2 separate regions of the Homo sapiens genome follow, and region 1 is linked to region 2. The links are chromatin loops, found by intact Hi-C in ENCODE. Cell type or tissue: gastrocnemius medialis. All regions are shown on one strand.

Region 1 (5,000 bases), 320 kb before region 2:
ATGCAGTCCTGGAATATATACATTCAGGGTCTTTCTTTCATCGCTTCTCAAGAGAGGGGTTTCAGTCTCCCGATCCTGAGCTGGTCTGAGTGCCAGCAAACAAAGTCATCACTTTTGTGCCTGTGGTCTCCCAAGGAGCACAGGATTTCCAAGGAAATTGACGGATGAGAAATCATGGGGGTGGTGGAGCTTAGAAAGCTTATTTCATTAGTAAATGGTTTGAACCGTCAAGGTCCAGCTGTGGTTTCCACTGATGGAGGAACAGGAAGAAGAGGAGCCTTGACATTTATCTCAAGCGCCAGCAGCTTCTCTTGGATCAGGAAGACATAAAAGTCCAATGTCATCTTCAATTTGTGCAGGCTCCCCTTGGAGTTGCAGAGCCAGTGAAGTGAAGTAGAACAGTTAAAAAAACACCCGGGGAAGTGATAAATCACAGAGAGAGATTGCATATGCGGGAAAGGTGTCTCCCACAATTAAAACAAGTGGCCAGAGCCTCCCTGGCGACCTCTGGTCTGCATTGCCAGCCCTGAAGATGGCTCCTAAATTACTTAAGTTTAATAGGTAGTTAATATAGCCAACCCTCCTTATGACCCCAGTGGGCTGAATGGCTCTGCTTGCTTTAGGAACTGGGCGTTGTATGGTAGAGCATCTTGGCCTTGACATAAAAGGTAGCATACTGGCTCCCCAGCCCTGAACCTTCCCTGCTAGAGCAAGGCAGGGGTGAGAGGGGGAAGGAAAGAAAAAGGAGTGGGGAGTGGGGTGGGGAGCAAGGATTAACAGGGAGCAGTAGCAGCACCAGATGTGGGCATAGCACACTGGGAAGAAATTGCAGTGGCGATCTGAACTCTTCCTCTCCGCCTCCTGGCTCTGTGGAAGCCCAGGGAAGGCATTAGGAACTGCAGGCTGCTCTTAGTGCTCCTCCCGGATGGGACACCTTGGGCTCATCCCTGAAGGCCACTCCTACCACTCTCACACACTGAGTTCCTGGTGTCTCGTAACTGTTGAGAGCTTAGTTTTCTTGCTTGTTTCTGGTAGCTCTAGATAGAAGACTGTATCGGCCTCTTCTAAAAGTCAACAAGCCAATCCTGTTTTTGGTTAAGAGACTTTACCTGGTCAAGCAGTTGTTCTTTGGGAGGTGTTGAAGAGCCTACAAACCTGCCTTGCCTGCCTAGGTACTTTACCACCATTTGGAGATGCCTGAGGATATTACCAGGCCTTATTTGAGGCAGTAAAACACCCTGTTCGGCCCCTCGGCACTGAAGATGTGTTTCAGTGCAGCTCTCCTCGGCACCGGATTCGTTGCTGCAACAGTGGGAGGGAAGAGCCAGATGCAAACTCGTTCTGCGAGCCCGAGGTTCTGTTCTCATGATCCTTGCTGTGATTTCTCTTTTGATGTTGGCAATTTTAAAATGACATCAGTCTATCTGGACCTTTTTCCTAAGGCTCTTGCTCAGACCACTCAGTAGATAGCCGCCACCTGCCCAGTGAGGTGAATCAGGCCCATTAGGCCATTTGTCAGGGGAAGGAACAGAGGAGCAGCGGAGGGCCCCGCCGGCCAGTGCCACAGGGCAGCCTGCAAAGCAGGTAGACAGGTTTTCAGGCAGCTTTTGCTGCTTTGGGTCCCTCAGGGATTAATACACAAAAAGGGCCCCTTGGGTATTCAGTGGCAGATTTCTCTTGAGAGCAGATAAAGTCGCTAATAACAAATTGGATTTGTTCATTGGGGTGGACTTGGCCTTTCGTTCCACCTCTGTGTAGGATAAGTGTGTGGATAGTGCTCCCACTGTGCACATCACCATATGGCATTTGGGTGCAGCTGTCCCTAGCCAGACTGCAGAAAAGCTTGATCTGGGCCGGACGCGGTGGCTTATGCCTGTAATCCCAGCACTTTGGGAGGCCGAGGCAGGCGGATCACGAAGTCAAGAGATTGAGACCATCCTGGCCAACATGGTGAAACCCTGTCTCTACTAAAAATACAAAAATTAGCTGGGCGTGGTGGCATGCGCCTGTAGTTCCAGCTACTCAGGAGGCTGAGGCAGGAGAATCACTTAAACCCAGGAGGCAGAGGCTGCAGTGAGCGGAGATCGCGCCACTGCAGTTCAGCCTGGCAACGGAGTGAGACTCCGTCTCAAAAAAAAAAAAAAAAAAAAAAAGAGAAAGTAAAGAAAAGCTTGATCTGGCCACTTAGTACAGCCATCCCCCTTTACTGGCCCTTCCTCTTTGCTTATTTGGAAGGGGGAAGGTTTCCCACACCCCAAACCAAAGATTCTTTTGGAATTTGCTGCTGCTGGATTCAGCTGTCACCTTTCTGCTCTGAGTCTGCTTTCTCCCTGTGGATCCGGTGCCAGAGGATCTGCACGTCCTTTTGTGTCTACACCCTCCCCCGCTCCTTCGTTTTCAATATGTAGTAGTGGAGAGGAAGTGTAACATGATTTTAGGGCTCACATTTCAATTCCACTGCATTTTTATGGGACAAGCAGAGACCCAGCGCCTGGAGTTATTAGGTTAGTATCTAAAATGGGTTCAGTACTGTGAGTCTTATTGTTTAAAATGAATGAGATGGTCCCCTCCTACCTTCTTTTCTCCTCCCCTGGGATGAGTGGATTGAGGCAAGGCCCCCAGAGACTAGTTGAAGGAATCCTGGTGCTCTGATTAGTTTTGTTCCCCAGCTTAATTGTACAGCTTCCTTTCTCTCACCACTGATAGCCAAAGTAGCTCTGTGTCTCCCCCAACCTTCCCTTGCTTTAGGAACAAGATGATCACAATGCAGCCTTGTGAATCAATTTTCTGTCTGTGCTGATGAAAGTGTAATTCATTCTTAATCAAGCAGCCTTGCTGCTGCAGGCTCCGTGCCGGAATACATTTAGTTACCCTCCCATCACTTTGGGAAACGATCCCCCAAAAGGGCTTTTAGAGGAGAGCTGGAAGGAGAGTTGGCCGTGCGCCTCATGCTGTGGTTTTCCAGCAGGGGGCACTCAGGAACGATGCTGGCGGAGGCTTTGTAGCTGGAAGCCGTCTGCTGCTGGCAGGGCAGCAGGAGAATGTTTGTCACAGGTGCCTTCCAGGCTTGCTTTCTCCAGACCCTGGGGCCATTTCTCAGAAGTACCCTAATGGGCCACCCAAAATCCTCAGGTAGCAGTGAGGAGGAACAGTTGAAGATGCAGATTGCATGCCTGGGTTAGAGAGTGCCGGCTGGGTACCAGGTTCTTTTAGCCAGCCTCTTCTGTCTTTTTAAGTAGACAGATGTGTCTCCTGAATCTGAACTTGTTTAGATTGGGTGGATGTGTCTGTTTTTGTCACACCACACACAATTTGGGGAGCGTAAGGAGGCCCAGCTCTGCCAGAATGGAACTCTCCTAAGTTCTCCCCTGCCGTCTCACAGCCTGCTGGCTGTCACAAACAGCTGGCAGTTTTATGGACAAGTGGGCAGGGGAAAAGGGACCCTGCCGGGGCTGAGTCTCGATGTTGGGCAGGAAGTAAAAGCCAGGACCCAACAAGTGGATCAGAGGGGGGATGTGAAGATGAACAGTCAGATAGCAATAAAGCCTCATAGATCTGCCCCAGAGAAAGAAAAGGAAGTTCGTCTCCTCAGAATGGAATTGGATTAGTGACAGACTTGAGCAGCCGGTTCAGTCGAGAGAGAACTTAATTCCTCCTGTGTTATTCACACGGCTGATTCTAATCAGATGTGAAGAGACAGCTGGAGGAGAGCAGCGGGTCAGCCCATGCCTGGTGCGGAGGCTTCATGTTCTTGTAGGCATCTTCAGGGAACTGGCAGGAGCGCTTTGGGTTGGAGACTCTGAGCAGGGCCCTTGGGTTTATAGCCTGCCCAAGGAACTGGGCCTGGCTGCGGGACTCCCATGGTTGGACCTTGTCTAGATTCAGTGAAAGTTTTGAAGGACAGTGCATGACAGACGTCACTGGTCAGGTTCACCAGAGCTTGGCTCACTTGTCTTCAGAAGGATTCAAAGGCAGTTGACCAGACTTGGCAAGTCCCAGACTGGTGCAGCCACTGTCCTCGAGACCCTGGTTGTACACCCTGAGGTGCTTCTGCTTCATTACCTGCTGAAATTTGGAGACCTCTTCTTCCTGGATAACCTTCAAGATACTCATTGTGCATGCGAGGAATTCCCCGCCCTCCTGGGGGGACTCCACTCCCCAGGCAGGCAAGGTTGGGCAAGGGGAGGGCTGTTGCTGGATTGCCAAAGGGAGCATGGACATTTTTGTTTGGAATTCAGGGTGGGAATGGGACTCACCAGAGTGGCTTCAGTGCTCAACTCACAGTGCAACATAGGACAAGGTGAAGGCCTTCTTGGGAGGCCTCTTCTGGCTCTAGCAAGCAGGTGTTGCTGGGCAGTGTAGAGGGACCCAGGCCGGTTGCTGAGCAGGAAGATGTACCTAACACTGATGGGCCTGCACACCTTAGGGTATGAGAGCATCGCAGGGGAACCAGGAAACTTGTTAGCTGGTTTTCATGTGTTTAAAAAGAAGACTCGGAGGCAGAGTTTATTTTATGAAGGGCTAGCTTTTTGCCATTTCTTCTGAGCTTTTGCCTTTTCCTTTATGAATACTTCCTGCCTATGGGTGTACTGTAAATGTAACAGCCAGTGAGCTTTCTAGAAGCAGCAGATGGTGAAAGATCCACAGGTGAGGAGCCTGCCCACTGGAGGGGCGAGACAGTGCCCAGGCAGGGCGTGCAGGTGGCAGAGCTGTTTGCATGCTCCGCGGGGTGGCTTCCCAAGCTCTCTGTAGAAAAACTGCCTGAGGGCAAATGGCTCCACTGAGCTGCTACCTGCAGGAAAGAAGCTCAAGGGCTCTCCTCGTCTCACTGCCTGCCTTCTTCACCTGCTGGGAGGAGGGCATTGTGGTGTCTGAGATAAAGGATACCCCCAAGGTGGAAGCAGAGCCATGGGGGTGGCCTCCAGCAGCAGGGAGGAGCATTGTGCAGTAAATTCTGACTCCGGGGCTCCTGTGGGGATTGGAACCCATAGGAATTGCAC
Region 2 (5,000 bases):
AAGGTAGCATCAAGTGGAACAATTCAAGATAGTATCATTTGTTGTATACACATAAGTAAACATTTAAGGCAACAAAACAAAACAAAACACACTTATGGTAACCCATTCTGTTGAGGAGTCCAAAACTCGAATAAAGCGCCTCATTGCCTTTAACTGGTTCTGTGGCAGTGAGATCATCATCCTTATGCTGGCTCACCTAGTGTCTCTCTCTCTCTCCCGTTTTCTCTCTCCCTCTCTTATCCCCTTGACTCTCCCCACTTCTCATCTTCTCTTTAGATTATGTGGTAGCTATCCTCAAGAGCTCATAGTGCCTGCCTGGATCACTGACAAAGAACTGGAAAGTGTATCAAGTTTCAGGTCCTGGAAGCGCATCCCTGCCGTCATCTACAGGTAAGTTAAACTGGACCAGTCCCAGCTTGGGCTGGTGCTGCTGCCTGCTGCATATGGTCTGCTGCCTCTGCTGCTGCTAACCTGGGAAGGGTGGGGAGAGTTCAGAGAACTTTCTAGGCAAGGCTGTACTTCCTTATTGTTAAAGCTTCTCCTCCAGTAACACATCAGTACTGACTGCATTCAGAACACTAGCTGGTTGTTCATTTGAAACAGATAAGAAAGTTTTAGTTGTAAAGTGGCTGGACTTGCTATTTCAATATCCTTCTTACATTCTGTGAGAAGATAATGTGCTTACTAAGCATTTAGCTTCAGCTGTTAGCAGGGCTTTTGGATTGAGAGATGAGTCTTAGAAAGTGATCTTTGGGAATATAGGGTCGAGTTGGCTCTGATTGTCTTTGTGGTTGAAACTTTGACATGTGGAAGAACTCTGTTTCGAGAGGAAGCATTTAGAGAAGAAGACTGAGGCATGACTAGATAGAAGATTTCAGTGATCAGAGGCATGAGAGCCATGGGATGCAAGTTCTAGATGGGGATGGTGGCATGGTGATGGAGCACAGATTTTGGAATCACAGATCTGAATTCAGGTATATTCTTAGACTTCTTGCTAAGGCACCTTGAATAAGTTCCCTAACTGACCTCAGTCTGTTCCTAATGAATACAATGGGAATGGTAGTTCTTATTTTGTAGATATGTTCTGATTCTAAATGAGGGGCTATAAACACTGAGCTTCTGTACCAGCATTTGGAATAGGTTAAATCTCTTGAGTGCTGCTTTTGTAATTCATTGAATATCTTAGTTCTCACAGAATCCTATTAAATTTTAAAGAAGTCCTTCCTTCTTATTCTGGAAATGTTTTGGATGTCATCTCTTTGTAATGTTTACATTCTCCATTTCATTTTCCCAGTTTGCCGGCTTTTTGGACTCTCCCTGAGTTGGGCCAATCCAGTGGCTTACAGTTAGAAACTTCATTCCACTGAAATATTGAGATTGTAGGAAGGGATTTGTCTCCTTGTGGAATTCCTACAGAGGTAACCAGCTTGTTCATTTAGTCTACTAAAGGCAAACTCTGATGCCCACTCTGAATGGAGAGAGATGGAAAAGTATTTGCTCTGGCCCAGTGGAACTCATTACGTTTTTAATCTCAATTCTCATCACTGTTGTTTTCAGACACCCCTAGAAAAGTCAGTCACCAAATTTACCTGTCATTCAAGTGGTAAGGATGCTACAGGAACTAGAGAGTAGTGAAAGCTGAAGGGATTTATGAGTCTTATCAATGATCAGCTCAGCTGGAATGGGGAAAGCAGCCAGTTGCTGCTCTGGCCAACAACTGTGTTAGGTCAGCAGCCCTGGCATCTGTGGGGCTTGCTGACTTTGACCAAAAGGGGGAAGGTACTCTTATTTGCAAAATAAGAGGCTTTAGGTGAATTCTCCCTTTGGGAAGAGAAGCTTAAGAGGGCTGGTTGAAGAAAAACTTCCTTTTTTTCTAAATTTTATTCTAGAGGGCATGCACCTTCTAAAATTAATTCTAGAGGGCATGCACCCTAGGTTTTCCCCCCCTTTTTCTAGAGATACAAGAGGATATATAAATGAAAAATTTTATTTGCAGTTTTTCAGAGAAAGTCTTTCAAAAGATCACAAAGTTCTTGGTGTAGTCATCCATGCAAAATCAGGCAGGTTTCCTGGAACTGGGCTCTGTCTCAGAACATGTGTCTTGTATCGCTGAGATGCAGACTGGGTTGCTGTAGTATTTGGGAGCTTTGTAAGGGGCGTGTGGAAGAATCGGATCCTCCACCATGCTCTGCTTTGCCAGCCTAGGTGGCAGGATGCCTGGAACTCTTGACATCCATTTCCTGAATTTAGTTGTCTGTAGATTGGGTCATGATTCCTGAGGTTGCCAGCAGCAGTTACTTGACAGCACCATGCTGAACCAGCGCTTGATTAGGGCTTTGTCCTACTGTGATGAGAGAGCACTTAATTGGATTTATAACTGAAGGTAGAGATTGCTCTAACATAGCAAGATGATGTAAAGGGCACCCATCTGTAGTGCAGTTCACAGCTTTTTCCTTTGTGCATGTGGTGATTATTCTAAACTCCTAGTTACTTAAGGGAGCTTGCCTAAATCTAAGTTGAGGTTACTTAAGACAATTCTGTTCCTATATAAAATTGAAGCATTCTGTGTTTTAGTAGGGAGGGCTTTATCTGTTGGACATCATAATTTTTATACTTTGCCTGGTTCTGTTAGTGATAGAAATGCATTCCTTTAGTGATTTTTAACTGTAGTGTTTGAATTATCTTTCATGTAGTCTGAAGCATTTTAGAAGACTGCAGAAAACATAATTGTTTATTGCAATAGTCCAGTTGAAATCTAATAGCTACTATAATGCAGTGTCCCCTAAAACCCAAGATCCAGGCTGAAGAGCGCCATCTACTGCTCCTCTTGGGCACTGCTGGGAAGCATTGAAGAAGAGGAGGATGTTCAGGAAAGGCCCAACCAGCCTCTTGTGCAGGGTTTGGAGTCATTCAGCTCAGTGGTTGCCTGTTATTTGCTAGGAGACATTTTATAAAGAATCATTGAGGTTTTATTTCTATTTTGGCCCCATTCAGCACGTGAGCCAGTTGAGCATGTTGGCAATACACAAGTACTTACAGCTACTTGTCTCCCAGGGAGGGAGGCTTTAAAAACTACAAGCAAACTGGTGATTTCAGTGGAATTTGATTAGTGCCAAATTTAACTTATTTGTGAGTTTTAGGAGTAAAAACAAATTACAGTACATTTTCATCGTCCCAAAAAACCCATTCACAGGGCACCCAGCCACCCTAGCCCTGAATAATTAAGATGTCCAATGGATGAAGCCCCTGCTAGTAAAACATAGAGTGCTTCAGTTTTATATAGAAACATACTCGTTTTAAGTAACCCCAACTTAGAATTAGGCAAGCTCCCTTAAGTAACTACGAGTTTATAATAGTCACTACATGCAGAAATCTACTTCCATCTTTATAGATTCGCCTATTCTGGATACTTCATGTTAATTGTCGTACAATAAGTTGCCTTTTGTGACTGACTTCTTTCACTTGTCATAACATATTTGAGGTTCATCAGTGTCCTAGCCTGTATCAGAACTTTATTCCTCTTTACTGCCAAGTAATAGAATTTTTCTAACTTTTTATCAGTTAAAATTGCCTAACTAGGAAAAGTCTGGGTTTTAATAGCACCTTAAAGTAGACTGTGATTTCTGGTCTGTCTTATTGGAAAAGGATATGTCAGAGTATGGTTTTCTGAGGTTGATGCTCTTCTTCTCTTTCTTAAGAGCCCTAGGAAGGGTAGCTGGCTCATTGAGCTATCTGCCTATTATAAGAGCAGTCTGTGACTCATGAAATCTCAGGAGATTTTGTAAAGCAGTTCACTGTGGGCCAGGTAAATGTTTTATTCCCAGAGGCGGGCTCTTGGTTCAGCATTAAGAAGGTAGCAGATTTCACTATTGGGTAGCAGAATTAGTGTAGTACCTATAGATTTAAGTTACGAATATTGATTTATTTTCACTAAGAGTACACATTAATTCTTTTTTGTTTTTTGGAAATGGGGTCTTGCTCTGTCACCCAAGCTGGAGTGCTGGAGTGCAGTGGCACAATCATAGCTTTCTGCAACTTCAGCCTTCTGGGTTCAAGGGATCCTTCCACCTCAGCCTCCTGAGTAGCTGCGACTACAGGCATGTGCTACCATGCCTGGCTAATTTGTAAAAACTTTTTTGTAAAGATGGGGTCTTGCTATGTTGCTCAGGCTGGTCTTGAACTCCTGGGCTCAAGTGATCCTCCTGCCTCAGCCTCTCAAAGTGCTGGGATTGCAGAGTGAGCCTCCATGCCTGACCCCTGTTAGTCATTTTTTTGGGTAACTTTACAGGGATCTCCGTGATGTTATGGTAATTGAGAAAGACACACAGGTTTTGTTGTTTGTTCTTGTTGGTTGTGTAAGATTTCTACCCTCTTTAATACTGAGAGGACTTGAAGCTGACCCAACACTTACCTAGAATTAGACTGTTCATTAAGGCACTTAAAATCTATTTTGTGTGAGTACAGAGAGCATCTGAATGGGTACAGTTGTTGTCTCTTGTTCCTCACACAGGCACCAGAGCAATGGAGCTGTCATTGCCCGCTGTGGACAGCCAGAGGTTAGCTGGTGGGGCTGGCGAAATGCAGATGATGAGCATCTGGTACAGTCAGTAGCCAAAGCTTGTGCCTCTGACTCCCGATCGAGTGGCAGCAAGCTGTCAACTAGGAACACTTCTCGAGACTTTCCCAATGGGGGAGACCTTTCTGACGTGGAGTTCGGTAAGGTGCTCCCTGGACCCATGGCAATGATTTTTATAGCATCTAAGAACCTTTTCTTGAAATGGCCTCTTCCTTACAAGACATAGATTTACTTTTATAGAAGTGAATGTGCAGAGCTTCACTTGATGGGATTGATTGAGGAGTCATGGGTCTTGGCAGAGAATCAGAAGACCCTTTGTTTCAAACCTGAATCAAGATATTAGTGTGTTTGTTGTCTTTCTTGCCATTGTGACAAAAATGGAGTGTTTATGTAATAGAGGACTTGCAGTATCTGCAGACCATGG

What was found. A loop is a pair of places that touch in the nucleus more often than their neighbours do. Peaks named below come from ENCODE experiments on the same cell type or tissue, not always from the same donor. Only the 100,000 strongest peaks of a DNase experiment are listed, where the experiment ranks them.
Region 1: a loop joins it to region 2, with 12 times the contacts of the local background. A loop is called at or near these places in 49 of 110 quality-filtered maps.

The regions. Positions count from the first base shown.
Region 1 is chr22:29,687,048-29,692,047 of GRCh38, forward strand. The region is part of intron 15 of NF2 (NF2, moesin-ezrin-radixin like (MERLIN) tumor suppressor); the gene reads left to right. Among named protein-coding and RNA genes, the nearest start is that of CABP7-DT, 30 kb to the right of the region's middle. RefSeq lists enhancers at 1,177-1,678, 1,679-2,178, 2,398-2,898, 4,182-4,802, 4,803-5,000 and a silencer at 2,751-2,982. In gastrocnemius medialis, a CTCF peak has its summit at 2,967 (motif pointing right); a DNase peak (open chromatin) is centred at 2,989.
Region 2 is chr22:30,002,604-30,007,603 of GRCh38, forward strand. MTMR3 (myotubularin related protein 3) reads left to right here. Exons shown (of 20, transcript NM_021090.4): 9 at 277-390; 10 at 4,511-4,716. MIR6818 (microRNA 6818) reads left to right here and starts at 4,446; the gene lies at 4,446-4,510. In gastrocnemius medialis, a CTCF peak has its summit at 2,833 (motif pointing left); a DNase peak (open chromatin) is centred at 2,819; H3K27ac peaks cover 723 bases.